Linked DNA regions of Mus musculus: region 2 is linked to region 1. Evidence: chromatin loops called from intact Hi-C (ENCODE). Cell type or tissue: gastrocnemius. All regions are shown on one strand. Each heading gives the region's core, and the rest is flanking DNA. Links, peaks and the distances in the headings are about the cores only. Region 1 holds the start of Gm46977. Region 2 overlaps Etv6 (ets variant 6).

Region 1 (14,913 bases), core at 4,119-12,118:
CTGCAGACAGGTACACGCTCCACCTTCTTGTGAACAGCCCAGACCAGCCACACAGCATAGGGGGACTCAAGAAAGCAGAAGGTGAAGTTCAGAAAAGAAATGTCATTCTTGGAAAGAACACCTGAACTTTACCATCAATTCGGAATCTACTCTCCCTGAAGGATGAGAGTCAGTAGACTCCGGAAAGGACTGGATGCCATACAGGCAAACGAAGCTGGTCATTCTCAGAGATTTGAGGTGGACTCAGCCAAGTCAGGTCATTTGGGTCTTAAAAGTTGGAGAGAAGGGGACACTTACCCAGGCTGGGGAATTTGTCTAACTTACTAAGATTTAACCCCCAAATGACAGAGTCTTATTAAACAGACACTGGCCTGAAGCTCAGAGATCCACCTGCCTCTGCTTCCTAGATCCTGGGATTAAAGGTGTGTGCCACCACACTCTCTTTGCTGAATGGAACCAAGAGACAGAGAAAAAGGTGTCCTGTGACCCCTGACCTGATGTCCTCTCATCACCAGCCATTACATCAACGGGTAATTATAACCCATTAAGTCAGGAAGGCCTCAGATCTCAAGAGCTTATCAAAGTGCCAAGCAAGCAATTCATGACAGATCATTTCTAAATCCCCAAGACCTCATCAAAAGGAGACAGCAACTACAAAAAAATGCACCAGAAGTCCACTCCTTCTGAGTTCTCTTGTTTCCAAAACCAGCCAGAATGGCCCCAAGGCAGAAACACAGGATGAGGCCCAATGAAAACTCAAAAACTTGCTTCTGTCCCCAGGGTGCCTGTGATCACAAATCAAGGCATGAAAACTGTCAGCTGGAGCCCACGGTGTGCCTGCACATCCCCCAGCGTCTGACCTGTTGGACTGGGGAAGACAAAAGCTACAATAAGTAGCACGTAAAGATAATGTCTCATTCCCCGCCTGAGATCCTTAACAGGGTCAAGGACAGAGCCTAGCAAGCCCATCCCCCCTTTAGGAAGCTTCCACCGTGTTTTACCTTGTCCTACCCTTGAGAGATCTTTCCATGTATTAACCATCAGGCTTGAGATGATGCTAAGGATAAAGCTGATAAAGGGTTTTGTTGTTGTTGTTTTGTTTGTTTGTTTTGTTTTGTTTTGTTTTTTTCCGGAGGGGGACATGCTGGGTCAAATCCAGGGACACACAAACACAGAGAGAGCAAATACAGTACCTAAGTTGTCCCTTGACCTTAACCTTAATTATCACTGGGAACCCAAGGCCTACCTTCAGGCCACAGCTGCACTGAGGTGAGCCGTTGCCCCCCCCCCACCCCGTCTTTTTGTCCCTTCTTATCACAATGTCAGACCCTCAGTGGCCACATCTAGACTTACACTTTCACTAGGGAGCAAGGCAGACTTCTTTAGGGGAACGTGGCAACTTTACAGACAAACAAGATGCTCTTGGTTGGTATTTGGTTTTTTGGGGTTTTTTTTTTTTTGGTTTGGTTTGGTTTTTTTAATTACAACACTGATTTTTATCAGCAGCTCATCTCTTCCAGGAAATACTGAAGAGTCAGCTTCCTCACATGCAGGAGACATGCATGAAGCAGGGAACCACGGACTTAGCTCTACAGATAATTCTCACGAGTAATAACTGCAGGCTGCTACAGCCCACAGTAGACGGTAGGTACAGGGCAGCTGAGAAGAAACATCAAGTTCAACTGGTAGCTCCTGGGAGGACTGGGAAGGGACAACTAACCCTCGTTCTTCAACAGTCTGACAGTGTGTTCATTCTTTCATAGGGTGGGAAATGGATTCCTCAAAAAAAAAGGGTATATTCTTCAGTGGATCGGCCCCTGGTAAAGTACCCGTGGCTGCCTGACCCACACTCCTGTAAGCAGCCCTAATGAAACTCACTTGGTTTGGGGGGTGGGAAGATAATGAAAGCAAGAAAGGGAAGTAGTTGCAGAGAGACAGATGATGAGCAGAAGAAGATGGGGGGGGGCAGAGAAACTATGGAGAGGTACGGCCCAAAATACACTATGTATACGTATGGAAATGAAACCTACTGTGTATAATTACTGTGTGCTAACAGAAACAAGCAAACAATAAATAACATCTATTCAAGCTATTGTTTTAAAGGTCATTTTTGCCTGGGTAGAGCTTGCGCAAGGCCACCACTGTGAAAAGAGAGAACAAGTCATTTTCTAGTTAGTATTTCCTCTTCCCATGTAACACGTATATGGCAAGGAATATTCAGGACGGTATTTTAAGTCCACAGCAAATAACCACGACAAAAGGGAGGCACTTCTCTCCCTTCAGAGCCAGGAAAGCATAAAACTTCCCTCATGCCTCACGGTAACAAACTCTCCCCTTCTCAGTCTCCTCTGTATAATTAGGATTCCACGGAGGCCCATCGACTCCCAACTCATGAAGCTGAAACTCCACCACCCCACCACACACAGTGTCTGCTCTGTGCTCAGACAGACATGGGATTGCCCGGGAAACAAAAGCCGATTAAAGAACCGATGTCTTTCAAGTATCTCCCCGGTCGCGAGTAACAAGCAACACTCGAACCCGTTCCGATCGCTGAGCAGAGTAATAACTCCAGTCAAGACACCCCATTTCCCCCCATTCTCCTTCACCTCTGCTAACTTACTCAGAACTACACAACTAGCTATCTCCCTCAAAACTCAAATACAAACGGCATTTGGTACTGTCACGTAACTGCAGTCAGCTCATCTCTTCTGTTGTCAAGCCTTGTGTGCTCAATTAAAGGTTTTTTGTTTTATTTTGTTTTGTTTTGTTTTGTTTTGTTTTGTTTTAAAAAAGCTTTTCTGAGCAATGACTGAGTGTCGCCGGTGCAGTGGGTTGGTGGCAAGAGCAGCACACTGGGAGTCATCCAACAAGCGGCCTGGATCTCGGTTCAGGCAGCACTACCAATCCCACAGCGTCCTGAACATCTCTGGAACCTGGATTCTCAACTGTGAAAATGTGGGTACTGAAACTATAAGCCCCTTCTAGATTCACATGTTGTGGGAGACATAAGCCTTACTGTCCTCGGCCAACAACTGTAAGGAGCACGCAGTTCTATTACCACCACAGTCAGATGAGTTAATAAGATCACCATCAAGTAATGTGAACAAGTATAGGTCAGGACCAAGTTCCACAGGTCTGTGCACTACAATGTCCGGGCCCCTCCTTGGGGGCAATCGACACTAAACAGAGCCCTTTTCTCAACAACTGGCAATGCCCTTAAGAAAAGAGACGTACACAGGGAAGAATCAAGAGAAAAAAAATAAAAGCCAGAATAAAATTCAAAGCTAAAGCTAAATTCAGAGGCAAAGGGGAGGATTCAGTGTCATCTCCCTGAACACATTTGCTGACAGAACTCACACCAGCCCAGCAGGGCAACGTGTCCTTTTTGGGTCATTCAGGAAATGAGGTCGTTTCCCTATGTCTGACTCCCACATCCAAAGAGAAAATCCCCCGACAGAGGACATAAATCCTCAGGAGCCCGCTCTTTCACATCTTCCTTTGGGAGGGCTCTCATAAATCATCCGGCCAGACACAGGAAGCTTGGCCTTTTAAAAATCAACATTGCTTTTATGCCAACCTTTTTCACTCGGATATCTTTCCAAAATGTATTTTATCCTCTCTTCACTTCTTAAACCGAGTAACTTAACTTGGAAGTCATAGCCAGTACTATCACCTGCCGATCTGTGGTGCCACACAGGCAGGGGGCAGTGGCGGGGGCTGGGGGTGGGATATGACTTATAATGGGGACACAGTGCTGTCTGAATTCTTGTTTGATTTTTTTTTTTATGGCTGCTGAAAGTACCTAAAACAGACCACAACACAGGATCCTGACTGTGGCTTGCCTACAGTTGGCAATGGGATTTGGGTAAGCTGCGAGCCTCAGTTTCTCCACTGCCTCGTGAGACTTCTGGGTCATTCGCCCTTAATGTCCTTGAATCACCTGCACTGAGTCACCTCACACTGTGTGTCCCCCTTCTCTGGTGCTCCAGCAGGACCATAGTTCTGCTAAGTCTCAGCTGAGGGACCTATGCACTTTTCCTCCTCTACTTGTTAAAGCTGTTTGGATACAAAAATTTGAATACAGTGATACCCAAGGGGGGGGCTCCCCCTTCTCAAAGGAGAAGAAGAGGGAAGAATGGGGGGAGGATCTGTGTTACTGGGTGCTGAGAGGAGAAGGGGGGCTGATATTGAGATGTAAAGTGATAAATATTAAAAAAAAACAATTGAATACAGAAATAGCTCAAAAGTAGAGATCTCGTTTAGCCTATATGAGATCCCGTGTTCAACAGCCAATGCCAGGTTTGTGGGTGGAGAGGGTTACCTAAGAAACAAACAGACAAACAAAAAAACCCAGAAATTTACGAAGTCAGATGGCCGAATGTCTCTCTTCAAGTAAATTAGAAAGAACATGGCCGGGATGGGTGGGCTCATACAAGAGAAAAGCAGGGAAAAAAAACTATTCCTTGGGTAATAAGGTTCCCCTAAATATGTGAAAATAAATATTATTCCTTGGGTAGTGATGGAAAATCATGGAATATCTGTATATATTTCAAATGGATTCCCGGCCTTTGGTGTTCATGATTTATTAAAGGGACACTTTATGGGGGGAGGGGGAGACACTCATGGATTGGGTCAAAAGCTTTTAATAATAATAATAAGGTCATACAGAGGAAAAGATGGAGTATTGCCAGTCTAGAGGGTGCCTGGCCCTGAGACTGGGCAGGGTGAGGACTCAACCTCAGATATCCAACCACCTAATGAAGCAGCTATCAACTAAGAAAAAGCAGGATGGGGAAAAAAGGTTTGTGAGTAAAAACGTGTGGGGGTCAAAGATGGAGCCACAGAAGATAGCACGTCACTAGAGAGCGGCAGAGGCTGCTTGTCAAAACGGATCCTGAGCATTCATGCAGAGGTCACTGGCTAGGAGGGAGCATCTGACCACTTTTAATGGGAATGAAGAGCGACCCGCCTTCGGTGGTAACAAGAAGAGGGAACACATGACCTCTGCTGGCTCCATCTCTGCCTCTCGCCTTTGCTACGGTGATGAACCATCAGCCCATCACTCTGAGTTTCCTAATTTGCTTCCTGAGGACGGTTATAGCTCGCAACAGTCACTGGCAACTGCAGACCCGTGATCTGGTGTCTCAGCCTTGTACTGCCACGAGGCATACAAGCCTAGAGATCAGAGGCAGACCATCACCTAACCTCAGTTTCTAGGTCTGTACAATCGGGAGGAAAACTGCCTCCAGGAAAGACCGTGAAGAGGGAATGAGGTCATTAAGCTTAACACATCAGGACAACTCTCAACAGGATGCAACCAGCCAGCCACGGTGGGGATGGTGACGGATGCCTCCCGGCAGAGAGGAGGAGGAAGAAGGAAGGGGAGAAATCCCTACAGAGCTGTACACCTGAGCTGGCTGTCTTAGGAGAGATGACCACTGAAACAGCAGCGCAACACTTCTAATTACATGGGATTTATAAAGTTCCCAAATTTTTTTTTTGCAAAGGTTCTGCGGTTTTCATAAGCACAGGCCACAGGACTCCATGCAGTTGGCTCAATCAACATGGGGTGCCCCTACTTAACACAGTAAGGCCTTCTTCCTTATGCCAAAAGGACTGCAGATCCCTGGGACCAGACCAGGCTGTACTGCATATTTTCACTGTCAAAGATGAAAGGGTTACCCAGAGAATTAACAGGGCAAATGATAGATTTGTGGTAATATTTCAACACCAAAGGATCAGCCAGTTTCAAGCACACGGCTGTACTCATTCCTACGCAATGGATGGTATGGAACGCAAGTCACTCTTGCCGACTCATGGGGGCTCATTCTGAGATGTCCCAATAAGTGCTATTTTATTAGTCTGGTTCCCGAATGTACAGAAAAATCAATAAAATGCGTTTGCTTTTTAATAGACTGTAATTCTAACTTCTCCCCTAATTTAGTCTAGCCTTTCTCTCGCCCAAATACTAGGTTTGGCAACGAACCATCCTTAAGCTAGGCTCCGGTTGGCGTGGGAACACTGGAGAAAATTCACACTCTATTCAATAAGTGCACAGATATATTGCATCCTCGAGTCTATTGGAACATTACAGCAATGACGGGCTCTGCCTGAGACCAAGTCGTGGTGTTGTTTTTCTAAAGTGGTATTCACAGAAAAAAAAACATGTCCCACCTTATGCCCCACACTCTAAGGGTCTTCCTGTGGTATAGGCTCCCCCACCTGGGGGAACCACAGCAAAGGCCAACCTGATGAAATTGGATCAACAAGTAACATCCAGCCACCCCTCCCTTCCCCCTCCCCATATGTTGTGTGTTTGAGAGCATGTCTTAGTTCTGTGTTTGCTGCTCACAGCTAAGGTATTACCCACCCACAGCTACCCACATCCCCACTTTACCTACCCTTCCCATTGGCACTCCAGAATCAGCTTTCAGTATCCTTAAAGAGCGTGCTTACTACACATAAATAAAAGTCCGCCTGGCTCTGGGTGAAGCAGCCTGTGGCTCTCACCCATAGATTTATCAAGAGGTGACATGACAGCAGGTGGTATTGCGTTCAGCTAACAGTGGAACTGCCAGGCTCTCACATGCCACCATACCAGGTATCTGTGGTCCAGCAGGCCCTTCTTCCCTCATCCCTCCCTCCTACCACTTCCTCCCCTCACACCTGACTAGACCCTTGCAGCCCACTGTTCCCACACACCTCATCTTCCATAGCACATAGCTCTGTGCCCTCGGACCAGCTGGCTTGTGATTAAAATGGACCACACTAGGAAGTGCCAGAGAGCAGAGCCTATTGTATCAGATTTCCCTGGCCTTTTATAGACACACCATGAACCTTGAGAATGTTGATGTGGTGGCCTGAGACCGAGTTCTCAATGCTGACTTAATTCTAAATATCTAAAAAGTTCCCAGATGCTTCTGTCAGAGAAATGCAGAGCCCTACAAGCTGAGTCTTGCCAGTCAGTGGTGGCACGTGCCTTTAATCCCAGCACTTGGGAGGCAGAGGCAGGTGGATTTCTGAGTTCGAGGCTAGCCTGGTCTACAAAGTGAGTTCCAGGACAGCCAGGGCTACACAGAGAAACCCACTCTCACCTCAATTCCTATTCTTTTCTTTCTTTTTTTTTTTTTTTTTTTTTTTTTTTTTTTTGCCTAGACACAGAAGCTGTTTCTGAGATTATGGAAATCATCATACTATTAGTCGTATACATCAACATCCTTTTACTTATTGGACAGACAACAGGCAGAGTTCTGGAGCTTTTAGAGGCAGTAGGGAAACCTTATTAAATGAGGTGATACATGGGCAGAGAAGAAGGTGCACCCACCTCCTCTGTACCTCACTTGGAGTCAGCAAACATGACAGAAATGTTTCTGCACCAGATGCCAGGTAAGAAGCTACGGCACCAAGATCGCCCGCCCTCGCTAGCCCGAAGGAATATGAGGCATCCAGAAGTCTCCAGAAAACATTTTTTTTTAATGAGAATTTCATCCTATTATAAATGTGAGCTGATAAGGCAAACAGGAAAAGAATGGCCAGGGACATCGTACCACTAGCTTTTGCGTGCCGGATCACATCAGCCAATAGAAGGTCTGTCTGTGCCAAGCCTTGCAAAAGGCCTGTGTCCGCTGGGCCACAACCACTTTCCGCTGTAACTTGGCTGGATTTAAAACTGCACAGGTTACTTGAAGGTGAAGGCTGACAGTGGAAAAGCCAACCTATTTGCCTTTGTCCTGTGACAAGACCGATCTTCTGGGGGAAAACACAAGACAAAACAATACCTGACCTCTTATAGAGAGATGGTCAACCAGCCCCAACCGGCGAGGAATAGAGAGAAGAATGCCACAGCACTGGCAGAAGGGCTACTACGGACAACTAACAAGGCTCCATGTCACTCTGGGTGACCCCAGCCTAGCAGGGAGAGCTTCTCTTTTACAAGAGTGTCAAACAAGGCTCTTCCCTGCTCTCCTGTCAGACACCTTACAATCAAATGGTCTTTAGAGGTGTCACTGATTGACCAATTCAGAAACTTTCACCTTGGAAACTCCACCCCGGTCTGACTCTGGTCTTTTCCTTAACAGAACAGACAAGGGCTCAAAAGTAAACAAAGTACTACCCCGCCCCCCATGGCTGCCTCTGGCCAGGCTCCTGTGGCCTCCACCTCACCAGTGGCTGAGGAATTTACTGCCGCTGACCAGCTGTTTGTGCTGCAGGAGAGCAGATAGGGAGGAGTGAGAGAAATCTCTCCTCAAAGGCGGCCTTCGTGCCTTTAGTACAACATAGCATCCGCTCCTCCTTCAAAGACTCACTCGCATCCTTCACCCCAAGAAAAAGTTTATCACCTACTGGACTCAAGTGCTGTCCCTAGAAGCAAGCAACTTGCTTGGGACTTGCTAGTAAACATCTTTTTTTTTCTCCTCTGTTTCTGTTTCTGTCTCTGTCTCTGTCTCTGTCTCTGTCTCTCCCTCCCTTTCGCCATCACAGTGCCACATCCCAAGGACTAAATGAAGCACACATCACTCACTGAAGCATTTTCAGATGATCTGAACTAATCCTGGTTCTTCTTGATCTCCACAGTTTATTATGGAACAGGATAAACGCAAGCAGCTCCATGGTGAGAATTTTCATGCACACACAGACCTAAAAACACCAATGGCCTAGGCACACATTCACAGATTGTCTCCACAGATAACAATCCAAAAAAACAACAACAACAAAAAAATGTTACTCGAATAGGTGGCGGAGAATACATTTGGAAGACACATGTAAAAATAAAAGACATTGATAAAATAAAAAATAAAGGAGGTACCCAGAAAGCCGGGAAGGGCTGGGTTACAGCTAGCCCGTATAATAAACAGTTCTGTGTTCCATCCCCAGAACCAAAGTTTAAAAAAATAAAATAAAATAAACAACCTAAGACAACAAGGAAAAAAATTGACATTGCGCGGAGTGCACACCACTTCCCTATCACACTTGAGGATGTGTTCCGATGGGGGCTTGGTTTCTCACATGTGTTAGCTCTTCTTTCCATTGGGATGCAGTGAAACAAGCGGTTCAACAGAGGCGCACTCCCTGATCCCAGCATCAACCGTGAGCCCATCAGGGCAGCAGGAATGCAGTCGGTTTAGAAGAGGTGGGAGAAGTCACGGGGTAGACCACCACTGTGACCCCACTGTGCCGTTTTTTTTTTTTTTTTCAACTGGAAGCTGTTGCTCTACCACTGGTCCAGATTTGTCTGCTGTCAGGTTTACTGCCATGGAGCCAAATACAGTTCACCATTCTAATACCCTATTATTCAGTTGCCTCTGTTTTTGTTATGAAGTGTGAAGTAAATCAGATTATCTATAGGACAAGACTTTTTTCCCCCTGAACTCGATGAAGAATCTAATTTATATTGCAAAGGAAAAAGTATCTCAGTATCCTAAATTCTTCAGGGAAGCACTCCCCGCTGCTCCAAAGCCTACCCCAGATATTCACCAACACAAAAGACCAAAAAGTTCTTCTGGGCTCTCCTGTGAGGCACAAAACAGAGACACCAATGCACCTTCGAAGTCCTCGGCAGCCTGACTTCGAACCCATGACCGTCATTCCTGATAAGAAACACCAAGGTCTGATTCTAATTATGAAAAACTAGTTAAGGCAGTGACAAAATACCTTTCCCTCCCATAGATCCTAGATGAACCGCTGTCACCGCCCCAGAGAAGAAAACAGGCTAGTTGCCCATTGTTTCCCCAACATCCATGCAAGGGGCACATATTAAATAGGCCAAACCATTAGAAAACTTGAGAAACTTCAGCCCTGCCCATTGAGCAGAACAGCTTGCCTCCTGGTGACTGGCAGAACCTTGAAATAAACGCAGCATGGGAAAAATAACTGAGGTAGACAGTCAAACCATCCTGCCTCCCAATGGTGGCAAACTTCACAACAACTTTTTAAAAGCAACTAACTACAGCACCTCAGCCTATATAGACAGACTGTGTATATACATGCACATGCGACTACCTGGAGGCAAAGGCTGTTTGCAAATATCCCTCTTGAACTTAGAGCAGGTCAGGGAGCTCCAAGACTGCAGCTTTTCCACACCAGCTTGGACTGTCAGAGAAGGTCATTTTGCTTAGCTACTTCTTTTCCACCCTTCATCACAGGAGTTTTCTACTTTCAGATTGCTCAACTTTCATATGCACTAGCGTAAAACAACTATTCAGCAACTTTATTCACCTTGGTTTAATTTTTTTTTTCATTGTGCAATGCCCAGGAAAAGCTGACACCAAGACTGTCTTAGGACTTGCAATCACAATCAGAAGAGAAGAGAGGGTAAAATTCTTGTGTGATAGAACGGGGGGGGGGGGGGGAGGAGGGGCGTAAAGAGAGAGAGAGAGAGAGAGAGAGAGAGAGAGAGAGAGAGCATCCTAGTGGAGCCCCTAGAACTTTTTCCCTAGAGACCACCCCTTGGGAACAAAAGTTACAATTCAGTCTCACGTTATGCGTAGGAATAAAGAGAAAGGGTTTTTCTTTTTCCTTTCTTATTTTTAAGCGCACTAATTACGGAGGTGCTCTACAGATCTGAAGACAACCCGGGTTCCTCCTACCAATTGAGAGCGGCATTACATTGTCAAAAAGAAAGGGAGTGGGGCTCTCTTTCTCTCTTGTCCTCTTGGGCTATTACCTTCCCCCTACCTTCCCTATTCCCTTCCCTCTCTCTCCACGTGTTCATGGCCTGCCTCTACTTCTCTACTCTCTCCCTCTCTCTGCTTTTTTCTGCCACAACTACCCTCTTGACTCCCCTCCCCTTGCCCTAAATAAACTCTATTCTATACTATTAAAAAAAGGAAAGAAAGAAAGGGAGTGGGGGGGGGAGGCAGGAGCCCAAGAGGATCTCGGCGGAGAGGGGTGCAGCAAGGTTACACTAAAGGGTACAGCGCGGCCGCGAGCTGCATCTCCTTTTCCCTCGCGCCCCAAATAATTCCCCGCCAGCCTAGCAACTGCACCAGCAGCCCCGGGGTAAGGGGGTTCCGATCGCCCAGCGGAGGAAGGAGGGGAATCCGATCGTTACCTTAATGCTAGACTGAGCAGGAGTCTCAGACATGTCTCACAGCGAAAGGGATCAGGAAGTTCTCAGTTTTTTTCCACTTTCCTTTCCTCTCCCCAACCCAGAAACGCTCGGCGGGGCAGCGGGATGCGGTCGTTTAAGAAGTTTCTTGCAGCATCGCTGGCGGCGGCCGCCCGAGGGGGAGGGGGGGCTCTTCTCAACGCGCGGATTGGGCGCGAGGTGCGGGGGCGTAGGAGCCGGCGAGCACGGCGTGGGGTGTGCGGGTCGCGGCGCGGCGACCCGGGCGCAGCAGGCCGGCCTGGCGTGTCTCCTCCCACCCGCGGCCGGCGCGCCCGCCCTCCCGCGGCGCTCGCTCGCTCGCTCTCTCGCTCCCTCGCTCCCTCCCTCCCTCTCTCTTTCTCGAATGTTTTCCTTCCTGGAAGAGAGAAACTGAAAGGCAGAACTGAGAAAGCTCTCTGCTCATTGATCTTGAGAGTTTCAGGGCAGAAACTGACGTGAATTCCCAGCACCCGGCTCTGCCTCTTAAAGGAGCCACCAGGAAATAAAAGCTCGGGTTACCGCGGGCCGCGGAGAAATCAAAAGGCGTGCGGGGGAGGGGCGCGGGATGCCCACTGGGCCGCCCCGAGGCGGAGGACGCCTTTGGGGAACCTTGCAGCGTGGCCCAAGGACCAGCAAGCCTGGTTCATCTCTCTCCCGACTCCCCTGGCTGCGCCTCAGGAGGACCTGGGCCACGCACAGTAGGGGCTTTTCTGTGCACTCCCAGAGGCGCAAATGCAGCCTGGGGACCGCAGTCTAGGAAGGGGCTTTCCGGGAAGGACGCGGCGCCGCAGGAGGAAGCGAGACAATGGCCTTTGTTCTGCGCGGCGACCGCGGCCGCTTTAAGAGAATCCACCAGGAAATGGGAGCTCGGGTTACAGGCTGCGCACGGGGAAGTGCAGGGCGCGACGCTGGAGACAAAGCCGCGCGGTCGCGCTCCGGCGCAGGGACGCGGCGAGCGGGGGTGCTCCCCGCGACGGGGGCGCCCCACGGCCTGACCTCCCGCCTTCCCCGATTCGAAATCCCCCGGCCATTTAAAGCCACAGCGGCCGCTACCAACCGACGTAGGTGACTGGACTACAAAGTTGACAGGGCGCGTTCCAGCAGATCTTAGCCCTCCCCTGGGCCGCTCCTCGGGCTCGGTCATTGGCGGAGGGGACAGCCCGGGGTCCTGCAGAGGAGGGGCTGCCAGAATCCTGGGGCTGAGGCGCTAGCCTTGAGCACCAGCGTTCCGATCACTCTATTTTTATTGCTATTTATAATCTCTTAAAATGCCCACCGCAGAAGATGGTGTTTAAATTCTAACCCTCTAGTCTATACAGGTTTAATATGTGGATATATAACGAAGAGCTTGATGCACTTCCATTTTGTGCTTTGACGGTAAAATAAACACAAATGTATGCGTGTATGAATGCATTATACTCATCTTCCCTGCTGAGGGTTTCCCAGACTCACCTCTGTATTCCCACCTCTGTAGTTTCTTGGGAAGGAGGCGTGGGGGTGGGAGGAAGCAGTATTGTTTTGAAGTAAAATCTCTCAATGTAACCCTGACTGTCCTGGAACTCTTTCAGGCTGGCCTGGAACTAGTTCTGCCTCTGATCTTTCTTATGTATTTATTTATTTCCTGCACACTTTTCAGCGTCGTAAAAACGTGCTCAGACTTTCATAAACAGAACTTCTGTTCATACATACTCATATTAGGACACTCTAAATGAAATTTTCCAAGAGTCAGGCTGGGAACGCACCCCGTTGCTGATAACAGTAATGTTCTTGGAGGGAACCTCCAAGGTACCACAACCCGTTTTGTCATCTAGTAGCCATATTCACCAAAAGAACTTAGTCTTGTTTATGCTAGGTCCCAACCGGACTGCATTTACCCATTCTTATCTCTCACGAGTACCTACCTTTGCTCCCGTGTTCTTGAAGCTTTTTTGCTGTTGTTTCTTACTGGGAATTTTCGTTGTGTTCCTGTGGTTGTGTTTGTTTTGAGACAGGGTCTGACAATGTGGATGAGACTAGCCTTGAAGCCTGGTCTATCTGCCTCCCAGTGCTGAGATTAAAGGCGTGAACCACCACACCCAGCCAGTTGGTTTTTAAATTTTCTTAAGTTTGTAGTCCAAGTTGGCCTTGACTTGAAGCAAAAAAATTCTCCCGAACCCGGGCCACTATGCACTATGCCCCTTTTAAGGGGCAGCGGGTGCTTAAACATCCATTTCTTTGTTTACAGCCCTGGAGATTGAACCTAGACCTCATGTGTTCTAGTCTAGTGCTCTCCTACTGAGCATCCATTCCCAGCTAAACAATTTTTGGTTTCCCTTTGCGTCTCTTAACTGATGTTTGCAGACATTGGATCTGATGGACTTTTGCTGCGTTAAGTCTTAGGCACCCTTACATCACTGATCTAACTGTAGGGTCTCCGATAACTTCTCAGCACTTATGAGATGGGAAGGGGTAGCGCCTATGTAATAAGATTCTCATACATATGAGGATGTTCACAATGGCCTTTCCTTTATCTGTGGGCTTGAAGCCAGACACTACACACATACACAGTATTCCTATATATAGTCTTATACATACATACATACATACATAGATATAGCAAACTGGGCACAGTAAGGGACTAACCATAATTATTAATAGACCAAAACAATTATACTATAATAAGAGCTAATAAAACATACTACTGTCTCTGAAAATTTCCATGTCCATGACTGACTGTGGGTAACTGGAACTGAGGAAAGCCACCCTGTGGTATTGGGGACCTCTTCTACCAAGAGTTTCTGTAGCAAAACATTCCATATTTTATGTGTTAATTTGTGTTAGCTATGCTGATTGCTTAAGCTCACGACTGAATTAACTTCCAACTTCCATTCCTGACATGTCCTTCTCCTAGTGACTCATAGAGGTGCCACTTTGAGGTAGAGTGTGTGTGGTTGCAAAGCCAAGTACACAGTAGCAGCTTTAGCAAACGCTACATTTACACCACAGTTGGCTGCCCTTTGGTAAATACTTGCAGCTTTATGGGCCAAATGACAAAATTGAGGACTCTGTTTAAATATCTATATAATAAGAGGGCAGGGAAGTCCACATACTTTGAAGAGTATTTTTAGTTCAGGTCTGTTAAAGGAATGGAGTTCTCTTTGTGGGGAATAACTTTTATTGACCTGAGATTCAAAGCAAGTATTGCTCATTCTTGTAGCCAGGCTGGCCCCTAATCTACACCACAGAGAATGACCTAAAGCTCCTGGTGCTCCAGCCTTCCCTCCCCTCCTGAGTGATGGGATGACTGGCACCCATCACCTTGCCTGCCTTCTTTAGTGCTACCTTTCAATGGGAATCCACGGGTTCAGTTCTGAAGTGTCTTTCCACCTCTACAGGTGCCATCACGTTTTCATGGCAACCCATAAGTGAATGATTTCACTTGAGCTTCAGTACTTTGAAGTCATTTTTAAAATTCTATCAGAACTCTACAGCGTCTCACAATAGCCCCCCCTCGAGCATGCAAATTAGCCACATTCAGTTGGAATTAGACGGACACTCAGTGGCAGGCAAATGGATTTTGAATATGGAAATATCCTTTGCATTTCCACTGACACGTTTTTAAAAACCCTCTTGGGACTGTAGCTTGAGTTCAGACAAATACACAGTCCGCAAACCCAGGCTGGAATGTTTTAACTGTTGACAGCGTGGGGGAGGTGTGAGAAACAGCTCATCATTATTTGTCCTGGAAGCGAGGTTAGTTGTGTTAAAATGATTTTACTCCGGTATACATCTTGCTTGTAAGTTCCATTTACCTTGAGGTTTTTAGCTTGAACTCATGACAAAAGATT
Region 2 (14,913 bases), core at 4,017-12,016, 85 kb before region 1:
AGACTCGGCTGAGGAAGATCATCACAGGTATCCAGACATACAGGAATAGTAAGGCAGAAACGCAAATGCAGAAAGAGTTATGGTGGTTTCTTCTTCTCCCAGAAAGGGTCTAGGAGACTTCTAAATCCAAGAGCTCAAATGCTTCTAGGTGTCCAGGCTCTTCCTAAGAGAAATCTCTATCTGGATAGTCATTCTATAACCCAAATGGTATCTGGTTTTTAGAACTCACTGGCAGGATGCACATCAGTATCTCGGGGAAGACAAATGGGCGTTCCCTCTGGAAAGTAACAAGGGTGGGAACCACATTCTTGGTTTCTGCAGTTTCCTCCCCAAGTCATCCTCATTGATGGCCTGGGCAGCCCTCTCAAGGGAGGGACTAACCACACACACTCAACAGGCAGGGCTCTCCTGGGGAGCCAGGCTCTTCTGTTTCCTCTGGAAGTCTTTGATGATGGATAAAGCAGGTGGTCCAGAGTCAGAAGACAACACACTGTATTTGTCCAATGGACAGAGTTAGGTCAGATAACTTTAAATCTTCCTTTACCCACACCTATTATATTACGTGCAGTGGTGTTATAAAGGAAATAGAAAAGGTACATTGATAATAAGCCCTGCCATCGAGCCTTGCACTAAAGTGCCACTGAGATGCTCCCCTCCCTATCACTAAGAAATATTCTAACGCTCACTGAGTGTAGGCCTGTATTTGTCCTTCTGCATTAAACAACTCTAAGTCCTTGTATGTCTAGAATGGCTCCCATATTTAAATTCTACGGTGGGACCGTGCAGCTCAGTGGTAGAATTTACCTAACATATACAAGGTCCTGGGTTCTAGCCCTAACACTGCAAACAACCATCAGCAACGGCAGCCATATCATTCTACCCATAAAAGCTAAGAACACTTATACATGTCAGAATACAAATACAGCTGGAAAACAGAGATACTTCAAAGATCCAAAAAAAAAAAAAAAAAAACAACAACAACAACAACAACATTAAGGGAGGCCGTGGGCTGTGTGCTTCTTGTGGAGTTGTTCTCGATCCTCAAGAACACTGCCAGGAAGGCCTCCTTATCACCAACCCACAGTAGGGAACCTGATCTGAAGATTGTAAGGCTTAATTGAGCAACTTGTTCCGTCACCAGCTTGGGAGACAGCATAGCTGGTATTGTGGGTACAGGCTGGTCTAACTCCACTCCACTGAACTGCTGCTAACAAAGAGGAACATCAAGAAACTGCATTCAAGAACCACTGGCCAGTCACCAATGGCTTTGTAGCTTAAGCGGAATCCCAAGAGGTAACTTGCCACTGTACGAACTGCAGTGCCCTTGGGATGGCTCCTCCATTTGCCTCTGTCCTCAGCTCTCAGGGAACCCATCCATACCAGCGGCTCATCTGACAGGACTGTCAAAGCCAGGGACCCACTTTCCTAGGCCTGCAATGCATCTCATGAGCACAAAGTAACAGAGTTTGGCTAGAAGAAAGGGAGTAGACAATGTCTGAGAAGTGTGTCCCCATATGGCCTCTTTAGAGGGGCAACCATTAGAATTCATACAGGGGTGTGTGTTTACTTTGCAACAATCAGTAGGACCAGCGAAGCATCTACAGATTGCCTGTGTGTTTAATTGCTTTGCACTGTACAGAAATCTCATCTTGGTTACTGTTGGGTAAAAATATCTTACTCTTTATCCCTAATGTTTTCTCTAACAAGAAACCATTTCTCTTACTCAATCCTTTCCAATTCTTCAAGAACATCAAATCTAAATATGTAGACGAGATTTTTAAAAGTGAGGAGCAGGAAGGGACCCTGCCAACACTCACTTAATACGGCAGGAAGAATCTTATGTCCTAGGGAGGCAAGCATGCCTTCAGAAATCACAGTGGACAGTATCTAGGAAAGGCTCCTTCAAAGGCCTGGGGACAGACACTCCTAAAGTCAGCAAGGCTTTATGCGCTCAGTGGCCTTCTGGCCCTTTACGTGTTACAGATTCTCCAAGACGTCTTCGAGTATCAGAGGAGTGAGTAGAAGAAAGAGTGGTGCATTCCCTGTACATGAGTCAACACTCCACCTCTGCAACAAGTCCTTAGGACAAGGAAAGGTCTGTCCCCGGCTCTCAGTTTCAAGAGTTCAGCATGTGATCAACTGGCCTTGTGGCTATGAGTCTGTGGCAAGGCAGCACATGTTGGCAGAAGAATGTAAAACACTTTACTTTACTGAAGACAGGGAAGCAAACAGAGAGAAAGGGAGGCACCAGTCTATTCCACTATCCCGTTCAAGGGCATGTCACGTATGGTCTGAAGATCTCTCACTCTTCTAATCTCAATCTCTCTCCCTCTCCCCTCCCCATCCCCCTCCCTCTCCAACCCCTCTCTTTTAAAAAAAAAATCATTCATTTTTATTTTATATGAGTGTTCTGCTCCATGTGCATTCCTGATGCCTACAGAGGCCATTGGAGGGCGTTAGATCTCACGGAATTAGCGTCAGAGATGGTTCTGAGTCACCATGTGGGTGCTGAGAATCACACCCAGGTCCTCCAGAAGAGCAGTCAACACTCATAACTGCTGAGGTCCCTCTTCATAGGGCCCCATCTCTTCAAAGGGCCCAATAGTGCCACTCTGGGGTCAAGCCTTTGAAAGATACTTAAACTAAATCAACAGCAACTGTATACTTAGGAGGCGGAGCCTGTAATACAGACCTGACTGAGCACTATGCGGGTAGAAGCCCTGCCAACAGCTCCAGCTTACACGTGTGTGGGATTATTCCCTTGAGAGCAGACTGAGGCTGAGGCAGGAAGGTTTTCTAAAAGAGGCTTCCATACTGGGGGGTGGGGGAGGGCGGCGGCGGCGCTCACATAAATGCTTCACAATTCCAAGATGCTGCTCATACAATATGACACTCTCTGGCAAGTCAAAGCTTGATGACAATAATGTAGGCAAGAGCAGCCCCATCACAACAGAAACCTCTTTTCTACTTACCTAGCAATCAGACTCTATAAAGTTGTAAAACCCGGTGTGTCTAGGAACAGGGTATCAAAGTTAAAACAAAACAAAACAAAGAAACAAACAAAAAATCAGAAAACCAAAACCACACAGCTGAAACCTTACATCCACGTCTTTACTGTTCTGATTTTTAAATATTCTAATTAAGATCCTTTCCACTCCTGAGAGTGGCTTAGCACGAAATTCTTTTTTCTTCTTTGCAACTTTTCTGGATTTCTTGGATATTTCTGACACGGAGAGAAAGCAGCAAGTGAAGCCGGGGTTCTTTAGCTAGCAATGCCAGCGTGTGGTTTCCAGGGAGGACTGTGGAGCCGGCCCAGATCTTCTGATGCACGGATGGCTGGCTCATCTGGCCAGGCCCCGGAATCATGCACAGGCGAGCAAGGTTACAAGCTTCAGACCTGGACAGGAAAATTAAATTCGTGCCATTCCCAGGCCTAGACGGCACACTAGTCCCAGCTAACGATGCTACAATAGCTTGAAGCTGAGGACAGATGAAGCTGGCAGTATTCGCCACAGCTCCTGGAAAACGCCTTAAAGTGTATGAGCTCTCTCCCAGTGGGCCAGCAGCACTGTTCACGGTAGGAAAGGTGAGTGTTTTTACATACACAGACCCTCAAGGGCTACCTCTGGGAAAAAAAACTGTTTCAATGTCTGAGTTTCCCAGAAATACTCCTGAGTTATGGATCCACCATTTGAAGAGGGTCACTAAATTCTTTCTTCCTGGCTAGTTCCAGATGCAGAACAAACAGGTACTTAAGTTAGCAGCAGCCTGTACCCTGGGTACAAGGCTGTAGCCAAGTTCAGCTACCGTATTAGCTGCCTTCTCCTCCATTAATGCTATTCCCTTTAATGGTTTGGCTATTACAATTAGCCAATCGGCGCAGTCCCTGCCTGGGGCTAACAAGTAATGAACTGAGAGAGTTGCTATTTACTTGTATCGGGGGCACCATTAGAGAGCCTTCTCAATTTCTCCCTACAAATGAGAAAAGACCTTCAGGCATGTGCCACTGCCACACTATAGCCCCTGTGCATCATTCACAGGGACCCTGGTGCGGGAGCTGTCCTGGGACTCATGGGACTGAAAACCCAAGGGAAAGCCCAAGGTCAGGCTCGTGCAGACTGCTTAAGCACCCATTCAACTCTGAATCCCACTACCTGCTTTGTGTGGCTTCCTAAACTCTCTCTCTCCTCCTCCTCCTCCTCCTCCTCCTCCTCCTCCTCTTCCTCCTCCTCCTCCCATCCCTTTTTGCTGCTACACAGTACCATTCACAGCCCTGCTCTTTCTCCTTTATATCTTGAAGTCAAACTCACAATGCCAGTAAATTAGTAGCAAAGGCTGAAGGGTAGAGGTGGGGGTGGGATGGGAGTAGGGGTGGGCACCAGCTTAGACCTCTTTAAAAATCCAAAGGGCTTTCAGTCCTGTAATGTCTCCTTATAACACATCCATAGCTTAAGTGGGCCACTTATGCCTCGTAAGAAAGAAAATCAGACAGCAGGTTTATGTTCGACTTCCCAGGTCAGCTACACAAGGGATGGATGGCGTGTATTTTATAGTGTTGTGGTGCTGGCCCAGGATAGGCAGCCCCAAGGAAGCTGGGGTCTTATCTGATTGCCTAATCCCAGCAGGCCACAAGTACTATCAAGGTCAAACTGAAGAACTCCATTGTTCTGCTCCTATCGGTGATTCCACTGCCTCTGCTCGGGCTGAGAAATAAAACTAAATAGAAGACAAAACAAAACAAACCACAACAAAACCTGTAAACTATATCTAGAGAAATGAGTACTAATTAAGTCAGAAAAGATTTACATCTCTGGAAGATGTTTACTACCAAAACAACTTGCAATGCAACCAATTAACAATTTGTTTAAAAGCAATAAAGAAAAATCGAGTTCACATCCCAGTGTTCCTGAGGCACCAGGCTAGTAACACCCAGCCATTACTGCTACATCATGCTCCTCAAAAGAAATGAGATGAGCCTTATACAGTATTACTGAATCAAAGGCTCTCGGCATACACAAGGTCTGCTTATGACAGGGACATAAAAGTTCCACGTACTGCTGACTTTAGAATAACAACAACATCAACCAACCAGACCCCCACAGAGCTCCCAGAGACTAAACCACCAACCAAAGGGTACACATGGAGGGACCCATGGCTCCAACCGCATATGTAGCAGAGGATGGCCTTGTCAATCATCAATGGGAGGAGAGGCCCTTGGTCCTGTGAAGGCTCAAAGCCTCAATGTAGGGGAATGCCATGGTGGTGAGGTGGGAGTGGATGGGTGGGTGGGGGACATCCACATAGAAGCAGGGGGAGGGGAAACTGGGAAAGGGGATAACATTTAAATACATAAAATATCCAATGAAGAAGGAGGAGGAGGAGGAGGAGAAGGAGGAGGAGAAGGAGGAGGAGAAGGAGGAGGAGAAGAAGGAGGAGAAAAGAAGAAGAAGAAGAAGAAGAGGAGGAGGAGGAGGAAGAAGAGGAAGAGGAGGAGGAGGAGGAGGAGGAGGAGGAGGAGGAGGAGGAAAAGAAACCCGTCCTGGTATTGCAAATAGGGAAGTATTGGTATTTGACGTGAAATCACTGACTGAGGAGGCAGAATTCTGCCCCCCCAAAAAAATCAAAGCAAAACAAAATAAATACTCTATAACAGGGTTTTCAACCTGTGGTTTTCCACCCCTCTGACAAACTTCTATCCCCAAAATATTTACATTACTATTCTTAATAGTAGCAAAATTACCGTTATGAAGAAGCAATAAAAATAATTTTACAGTTTGAGGTCACAACGTGTGGAACTGTATTAAAGGGTCACTGTACTAGAATCCCCCCACCCCACAACACAACCACCTCACAAGCAATCATGAATGTATGAATGTCCCAATCCTGTGTTTCCACTTTCAGAAAACATTCTCTATGTACACTTGTCAAAATCAACATTTACAGAGGGTTGTTTTTGTTTTTGTTTTTGTTTGACTCTTAGACACAAAATTCACAATTAGAAGAGGTGGGAGTTTGGGTTTCTGGTGATTTATTTATTGAAAGAGATCTTGCTGATAAACTATTATTACTATGGAGACACTGGCATTTTTACCATGCTGAACAATAAGCAATTAAACTGAAAATAAAATATAAAGATACATGTGTGGTGTGTGATAGCACTAGTTAGCAGATTATTTAGCAGCTTAAAATAACAGGGAAATAAGCATACTCTTATAGTTTTCTAAAGACCAATCATCTATTTTACATGGGATTTCATGCCTTCATTAGAAATGTTCGTATTCAATGGTGTATGAAAAAAAAAGCTTGAATTCATATGTCCCTTGGGAATTCAGGATCAGCTAACAACTTAGGAAATACACATTTTGATCAGATATTCTGAATCTTGGCTAACAGGTCAGCCTTACCCAGAGGAAGTTAAAAAGCAAACAAACAGAACAACCCAGTATTGGAGCAAATCAGAGCCCATGGGAATGTGAGCCAGACATTAATATTAACCCTCCTCGGTGACTCTGATGTGCTTAGTTATGACTGAGAATCACGGCCTGAAATCAAGACAGAAAGAGTCAAGTCAGTGAAGACCTACAGTAAGCAATTCTGCTTCCTAACAGACTTTAGAAGCCATATTAGTCCTGTATGCCAATTGTCCTCCCTCCTGAGTCTATTGCCACTGTCCTACCTTTTCCCGTAACTCAGGTGACCAGTGGTAACACAGGTTGTCTGAAGGACATCACATGATCTGCACATGAAAACCTGCTCCACCCAGGTATGTTCAATGTGGTTCCTCATCTCTCCTCACTGGCCCTGGCTTCCCCAGAGGCCACCAAGGAACATGTTCAGCCTCGGGTTAGCCCTTGTTCTCTGCCCGTTGGGTATATGGGGCAGGAGCATGATAGGGGTAGCAGAGAAGCTGATGAAGATGAAGATTACACCCCTTTCTTCTCTTCCACCAACTCAGGCCTCAGAAACCTTCTCCTGGTGGTAGTTCTCTAACTGTGAGTTGAGACCCCTTTGGGTATCTGAACAAACGTTTTACAGGGATCGCCTGAGACCATCAGAAAACACAGATGTTTACATTACGATTCATAACAGTAGCAAATTTACAGTTAACGAAGTATCAACAAGTGAACTGTATTAAGTACGGCTGGAGGTCACCACAACATGAAGAACTTTACTAACGGGTCAGAGCATTAGGGAGGGAATAATCCCAAGATGGCGGTCAGGGCTTAGATACCTGTGCCCATGTGCTGGGTGGCCAACTCCTCGGAATTCAAACAAGGCCTCCTGTAAGCAGGAAGGAGGCGCACAAGACACACAGGGTTCCAGCAGCTCCTGAAACTCAGCAAGGCACCGGAGCCCACTCTCAGAAGCTAAACTGCCATTAGCAATTGCTAGGGGTGGAGGGATGGGGGGGTGGGGGGTGCAGACGATAGCTGACTGACTACAAGTTACAGGGGAGTTTCAGAAAAGCAGTTTTTATGAGTTGTCACCCATGTTGGGGTACGCTTATCACCTTCGAGCCGCCTACACTTCTATAAGTCACCACTCAGTCATCTGTAAGCGACACTAGTAAACTCGATGGTTGGACAGACTAGCCTTTGGTGAAACTACTTCCTTAGTCAGTCTCTGCTGGTACTCTATCTGGGGTGACTCTGAGATATATTTCCAGCCACAGTAACCCTGTGACTGGTGATGAGGCCCACAATCCTGCACACTGCAGCATCAGCCGATGATAATGAATCAGGGGAAACGCCCCTCACTCCAGGGAGCTGACTGGTTTTTTTGTTTTTTTTTTGTTTTTGTTTTTAAGATTTATGTTTTATTTTAAATTGTGTGTGTGCATGTGCGTGCGTGCGTGCATGCATGGATGTGTTTCTGTGCATTTTGTGTCTGTCTCTCTGTGTGTTGGGGGTTGGGGAGGATATGTATAGGTGAGTGCAGGTGCCTGTGGAGGCCAGAAAAGGACATTAGAAAGCCCAGAGTTTGAATTGCATGTGCCTTAGAAGAGTTCACTGTAAGGAACTTACCAGGAGAAGAATCTAGGTCCAATGAAAAACCAGTTTGTGCTCTGAAGCACTGAAGCATTTCCAGCCACACAACTGACTTCTTAGTGATGATACCTTGGAACCCAGGGGCTAAAATCACCCTGACCAATGGAGCACTTAATTGGCATGTGCAAATCTGTGGGTTCAGTCCCCAGCACAAAATGCAACTCAATAAAACCTTTAAACTACCAGAAGCCTTGAACCTGGTAGGGTTCATCATCAAAATGAAACCCTTTCTGTCACACGTCACCATGTCTTCTTAACACCTTGAGAGTTACGTCACAAAACCATCTGACACGATTTCACCCTGGTGTTGAAGTGTCAATCAAAGACACCCCCCCCAATGACCCACCCAACTGTTCTGGGTAAAGCTAACATTTCTAACCCCCACGTCTGGAGGACACACCACACCTACCTACAATTGTTTTTAAGCTCTTGGTAAATACGAGTCTATACCAAGTAGCCCTCCAGGGCGAGAGTAGTTTACTCAAGAATTTCTGATTTATTTGCTCATTGTTCAAGTGAAAACTCTATCAAGGAAAAAGCCACTGAATGCTCAAGTTCTTCCTGGAAGTTATACTTTCCAACAGCATCTAAACAACTCGATATTGGGGGCATTTTCTCTCTTTGTTTCAAGCAAAATGCTATTTTAAAAAGTGACAGGACTGTGGCAGGAACCTAGCTCCAACATCCGCACTTTACACAGGTGTTGCAGCTAAAGATGTAAGTTAATATTCTCTGTTTTTTCAGAAAGCAACCTGTAAGCCAACCTGGCCACAGAGCACCCAATGGCTTTACTGCCATTGCCAACTACACAAGAGGAAGATTCTGGAACATTTGATTAAAAAAAAAAAACACTGAGGGGGGGTTCTTAGGGTTGAAATGGGTTGAAAAGGGCTTGTATTTCCTTCTAAGCAGTGGAATTCCCCTCTGGTAAGATTATATTCTTAGTATTAGCAAGCCAAATCCACGCCAACAGCCACCAAGATTCTGGCAGGAGAAATGCACAACAAATGCAAACGATGATGAGAGGCGCAGGTGCAGTTGCTTCTTTGTTCTGGGGAGAACCAGTGGTTTGTGAGTGTTACGGTAAAAAGGAACTTGACAATCACTGTGATTACACCCAAGCAAAGCTATCGCCTCCATTAACTTGTTCTTATTAAAACCTATTTCCCAGCCACAAACCTATCTACATGAGGGTATCCTAGCAGAATTGGGGGGGGGGGGAGTGAGCTTCTAGTGTTTGAAATCTAAGAAACTTTCCTAGAAAGTTCTACTGCTTCTTGACAGATTCCACACAGAATCTGTATATATGATGTAGTGATACATAATATATTTATAATATATATAATTATAATTATATGTATAGTATCACTGGCTTAATGCAGCCGAAAGATTCTTTCAACATATAATCAATCCATAAAATTCTTAATTTAAATATATTACTATTTCTTAGCTTTTAAAAATACTAACGCTTTGGAATTTGGTGTCTAGTTTATAATATAACATCACCAACAGGACACTAAATTTCCACTGGGAAGTTTTTAATCGGTATTTACATATCATAAAATTTATAGTTGGAGAATGTGGGGTAGTGGCATATTCATATAATCCCAGTACTTCAGAGGCTAATGCAGAAGGACTGCTGAGAGTTCAAGATCTTACAGGGCTACATAGTTACAGACCATTCTGGACTTGGGGGAGGGGTGCGGGGCGGCAGGAGGGAGGAGAACAGAGGGAGGGAGGGAAGGAGGGAGGGAAGATATTGAGATCTTGTCCTGACAAACAAAGTAAGACTTCCAGCTGGGATTTGGTAAGCTTACATATCCAAGAAACTTCAATATTCTTGAAACAACTTCTAACATGGGAGTCAAGTGTTTTCAAAGTACATTTACTTAAAATAAAGACTCAGTTTCACAACAGTATGAACTACTCCCCATGACAGACAAAGGCAACCACATCGTATGCCCATAGCTATCCTCAGGGGCTATGTCCTACAAGAGTGGATTGGGTAAGGGTATGGGGGACCAAGTTGCAGAGTCATACACAATGTTTCACAAACAGTAAACACTGTGCATGCCCCCCCTTCCTCTCTCCAAAGCTTCTTACAGTCCTCCAAACCAGGAGCCATTCCCAGACAAGGACCACACAATGGGAATGCGTCTGCCCTGTAGACTGAGACCACAAGCCCCTCCTCCCCGCATGCACCTCTAAGCTACCCTAAGCTGAGGCCCCGGATGCCACTCTGCAAAACTTCAGTTCTCCGTGTCCTGCTGTCCTTCCTCCTGTGGATCACCCTTAAACTCGGCCACAATATCCCTATCAACACTGCAGCCCAACAAGTGGCTGCCCTCGGGACACCCTGCGCAATGCAGTCTGTGCTCTGCGACCTAGAATTTGGACCATAAAGCAGGTTTAAACTTCTCCCAGTGATAACCTTCACAGCTCGGAGGAAAGGTGAGGAGGAAAGGTGAGAGGCTGACTAGGAAAGAGGAGAATGAAAATATACAAGCTCCCTGCCACGTTAAAACACACAACGCTAACTTCCCTAAGTGGGTCTGACAGGCCATCTTTCCTGCCTAGTCCCCATGGCTGTGACTGAAGATCCATCGGAGGACCCTTCTTAAAGGGAAAATGACCAAAATCCTGGATGAGCCAGCCTCTCAACTGTTTACTAAAACCAACCTTACGGCTTAACAACATTCTGTGAAGTTGGATTTATTTATTTACCTATTGCATGAGTGTGGAAGTTGAGAGAACCCGCAGGAGTCAGTTTGCTCCTACCATGTCTGTCCCAAGGATTGAACTCGGGTCCTCAGGCTTGGCAGAAGGCACCTTTATCCAAGGAGCTGTCACTGCCCCAAACCTTACAATTCTAGTGTACCTTGCAGTTTCTTTTCCATTTTCCTCCTTTCCGTCTCCTCTCCCTCCTCTCTGAGACTGGGTCTTAGCCCCAAATTCATGTTCTTCCAGCCTCAGCTCCCCAAGACCTGGCACTCGACCACCCCAGCCTTACACCGACCCTGTCTGTATCTGCTTTCCTTCCTCTGCGCCCAATGCTAAAAACAACAGGAGTAGAACCTGAGCAAACACACTCGCTATTTCCTCCACATTGACTCTTCCCGATGAAATGCCGAGCACCACACCTCGGCTTCTTGGCTCATTGTGAAACTCAAACAACTGTGCTGACGGCTGATGGGGGGTTTGAGGAAATCGGGTTAAAACAGCAAAAAAGTCGATGCCAGCCCTGACGTGTCATTCTTAGGCAACAGTTTCCATTCCTGTCAGACTTGGGTTCAAAGACAAAAGCTGCTCTCTTCTTTGTCCTCTCTTCTGTTAAATGCTTGAGAAAAATTAACACGAGCTGCCTGGACAGGGTTTTATATCCACTAGTTAGTGAGACAGAAAACCCGGTACTGTTTTTCTTTTGTCAGACATGGAAAAAAAAAGTCAATCAATTAACCAGTCAATCAGTCAAGTTTCAGAGACTGGTCTTGAGTGTTAAATCTAGATTACAGACAAATTCAGAGAATGGAAATCCCTGGGTATGACCCTGAGTGTTCTGTGACCTAAACAGAAATCCCACTGATCTGAACCACTGTTTAAAAAAACATTTTTGAGTTCAATAGATGTTTGGAAACATCTTCCAGCTGACTATGGGGTTTTGACCCTATGGGCACCAGGCTTTACTCGGGAAGGGCCGTCTCTCCCAATCTCTGACTCAGCCCAAGTGTCCTCCTTTCTAGGTCAACCTCCTGACCCTGTGATCTCCTGGACCCCAATTCAGAACCGAAGCCCCTGAGTCTGGTCTATGTCTTATTTCACAACTCCTTGGTTATGAGTCGACAGTTTGCTGGAGTTTGGAATTTGATTTTCCTGTGTACAACCACAACCACAGCTGTGGGCCAGCCTTATCTACAAGCTGCTACTCAGTACCCCAGACCACACTGATAGCCCAGGCTCTCCCACTCACTCCAGAGGAGAAATTACTGAGACAAAAACTCCACATGTGCAGGGACTTTGCCTATTTGTTCACCACCAAAATCCCTAATACCTAGGAAAAGAACATATTTATAAAATGAGCGAGCCTCATTAGACAATGTCACTGGAATCGTTTCTCCATGCTAACCCAAGTTTGTGTTTTGTTCGGTTTTCATCTAGAGCCATTAGTGGCTTATTAACAAAAATTTGAATCCAACTGCCAGCCGTGGGGGCTATCTGCTCATTTCTCCCTTCCAGGAGGGGCACGCTCTGCCCTCTCTGCCCTTCAGTTCTGAAGTCTGATGGGAGTCTGTCTTAAGGAGCATCCTACCAACCAAACACATGGGGTCTTTATTTACAAAGTACATATTTAACCGTGTGTGTGTGTGTGTGTGTGTGTGTGTGTGTGTGTGTGTGTGTGTTTAAAAGACCTCCGTTAAAACACCAGCTCTCAATGGGACTTACAGAAAAATACCTCTTTGAAAACTTTGAAAATTAGTTACATATGCCAATGATATTCTCCCTCTCCCTCTCCCTCTCACACACACACACATACACACACCAGACACACACAAACTCTGCCACCCTCTAGGATCATCTCAGAAGAAAGAGGGAGTGGACAGACTGTTAAGAGCCAGAGAAAGAGGGAGTGGACAGACTGTTAAGAGCCAGAAGTAAAGAAGAAGTTTGGCCAGGACAAGAGAAGAAAGGCCCATGCACAGACTCACAGCAGTTCTGCCCACACAGGCCCCGAGTGCAGTATCAAGGCAGTCAACATTCCAGCATGGAAGGGAGAGGAGCTGATGAGGCCCCACCCCTAGCAGAGAAGCAGTTGATGGCTTCTGGAGGAGGGGAAGTCAGGGCTGGCTTTGTTTTTAACAGATGCTTCAGTGGAAGGCCGAAGCCCGGGAGTAAGTGGGCAGCAGGAAGAGGACTCAAAAGATGCCGGGAAGGTGGTGGCTTATCTTGGAAGTAATTGGGAGAAGAGTGGGAGGAAATACGATAAAAATAAAAATACAGAAAATGAAGTTTTCAAAGAATATGTTTTGTCAAAGTTAAAGATGCGTGTGTGTGTGTTTGTGTGTGTGTGTGTGTGTGTGTGTGTGTGTCTGTGTGTGTGTCTGTGTGTGTCTCTGTGTGTGTGTCTGTGTGTGTGTGCGTGCATTTGTGTAGGGACACGTGATTGTACATACAAATGGAGGAGGGAGGTTCTCACTGGTTTCTCTCCTCAAGTGTTCCTCCACATATGGGGTGGTGGCAGGTGGGCTCACCAATTTGGCTTAATAGCTAGCTAACAAGTTCCAGAGATCCCCCTGCCTCCACCTCTGCCTCCCCAGCACTGGGTTTTAGGTACTGCTGCCACGCCTGGCTTGGGGCTTTTACGTTGGGTTCTGAGGATCCTCATACTTGGCCAGGAAACATTTCACCAGTGGGGCATCCCCCAGCCCCCACCTCTCAAACACTTACTAATAATGGTTTACTTCTGCCTTACTCCGAAATAGCACCAAGTCTGCCTAGTCGGATTTGACATTAGTGATAGCAGGCATTTCTAATGCTTTAAAATCCCAGCTCCAGGATCAAAACGGACCACAATGCTACTTTCCAGTGTAATCTTCCTCTCTCAGATCAGCTAACAATGTGGAGGCACTGAGCAAGGCTGTATTGATTACAGTCTCTGAGCACGATACCTGACAGACTGCAGATAATTCATAATTATTGGGCCAGCGAGTGAGAAAATGACTTGAAGACCTTGATAAATGATTTTTCTTTGATTCAATGACTATGCATTTGGCCCCACTATTTGCTGAGACTAGGAAAATGGACAAGGGAAAAAAAGTCAATATTGTTTAAGGACATATAGTAAGAATCCTTTAAAGTAAAGAATAATGAAAATATCATCAAAAATCAGCTTTTGTCTGACGAGTACAAATATTTTATTTAAACATCCCAGCTACCAGTTAAGTATGATTCGTTGGGGTGGGGGCTGGGGAGCAATAGGAGTTTGGTGGGGGGATTCGGGTTTTTTTGTTTGTTTGATTTTTGTTTTTGTATAGGATTTCATGTAGTCCAGGCTGGCCTCTTAACTTGCTAAGAAGACAAGGATGGCGTGGACTCCTGATTCTCTTATCTCTCCTCTCAGGTTGTTAGGTTACAGGCATGTGTCACAATATTCAGCCAAATGTGATAACTCATTACCACTTTAAAGACTTGGGATTCAGCAACAGTTTATATGGTGTTAACAATAACAAGCTAGTCATGGAACCTCTAGCATACCAACAGCAAAGGTCAAGGCTTTGGGTTACACTGAGAAACAACTGTATATAAATCAGATGATGTGATGACTTCTCAAGGTGACAGCTTCTGACACTCTGAAGCGCACGCTGGCCTTATCTCACACTCCTCAAGAAGCCACTTGTGGTGACTGATCCCACTCCTGATAAAGCCATAAAAGTTCTCCCAACACCATCTCCCGGTCCCAGCTCTCCCCAGACATCAGGAAGCAAAAGAATCAGTCAGAGGTCCACGATCTACTGTGAGAACAGTGGGGAGACTGGACTGTGGCGGAGGCTACTCGCTGCTGGGTGCTGGTGGCCTGCAGATGCCCTCGAAGGCTGGCAGATCACCTACGAGATGACCTTGGTAGGTACCCACAGAGTGAAAGAAAGAAGACGGCTAGGATGCGATGCAGGAGCTGATGTCACCGAGCAGCGCCGCCTTGCCACTTTGGGCACAGGTCCTATAAAGTCGGCAGCACATTTTGCTCAATAATTCTTACACAGAAGAAAGGCACCTCTCAAGTTTCATTTCAGTTCCTGGGAAATACCCAGGCATTATAATAAAGTCTCGCTCTGGCATTTACTGCAGGATTCTAACATGGTCATTTCTGAGA

Evidence for each region. Peaks named below come from ENCODE experiments on the same cell type or tissue, not always from the same donor. Only the 100,000 strongest peaks of a DNase experiment are listed, where the experiment ranks them.
Region 2: a loop joins it to region 1, with 1.8 times the contacts of the local background. A loop is called at or near these places in 2 of 42 quality-filtered maps.

Annotation. Positions count from the first base shown.
Region 1 is chr6:134,032,276-134,047,188 of GRCm38, reverse strand. Gm46977 reads left to right here and starts at 11,877. Exons shown (of 4, transcript XR_001785383.2): 1 at 11,877-12,147. It overlaps Etv6 (ets variant 6), which reads right to left and starts at 11,489. Exons shown (of 8, transcript NM_007961.4): 1 at 11,051-11,489. The coding sequence starts at 11,083. In gastrocnemius, for the core only: a CTCF peak has its summit at 9,887; DNase peaks (open chromatin) are centred at 4,962, 8,132, 11,279 and 11,665; H3K4me3 peaks cover 4,346 bases; H3K27ac peaks cover 4,863 bases.
Region 2 is chr6:134,117,234-134,132,146 of GRCm38, reverse strand. The region is part of intron 1 of Etv6 (ets variant 6); the gene reads right to left. Among named protein-coding and RNA genes, the nearest start is that of Gm46978, 14 kb to the right of the region's middle. In gastrocnemius, for the core only: no CTCF peak of the experiment used is centred there; no DNase peak of the experiment used is centred there.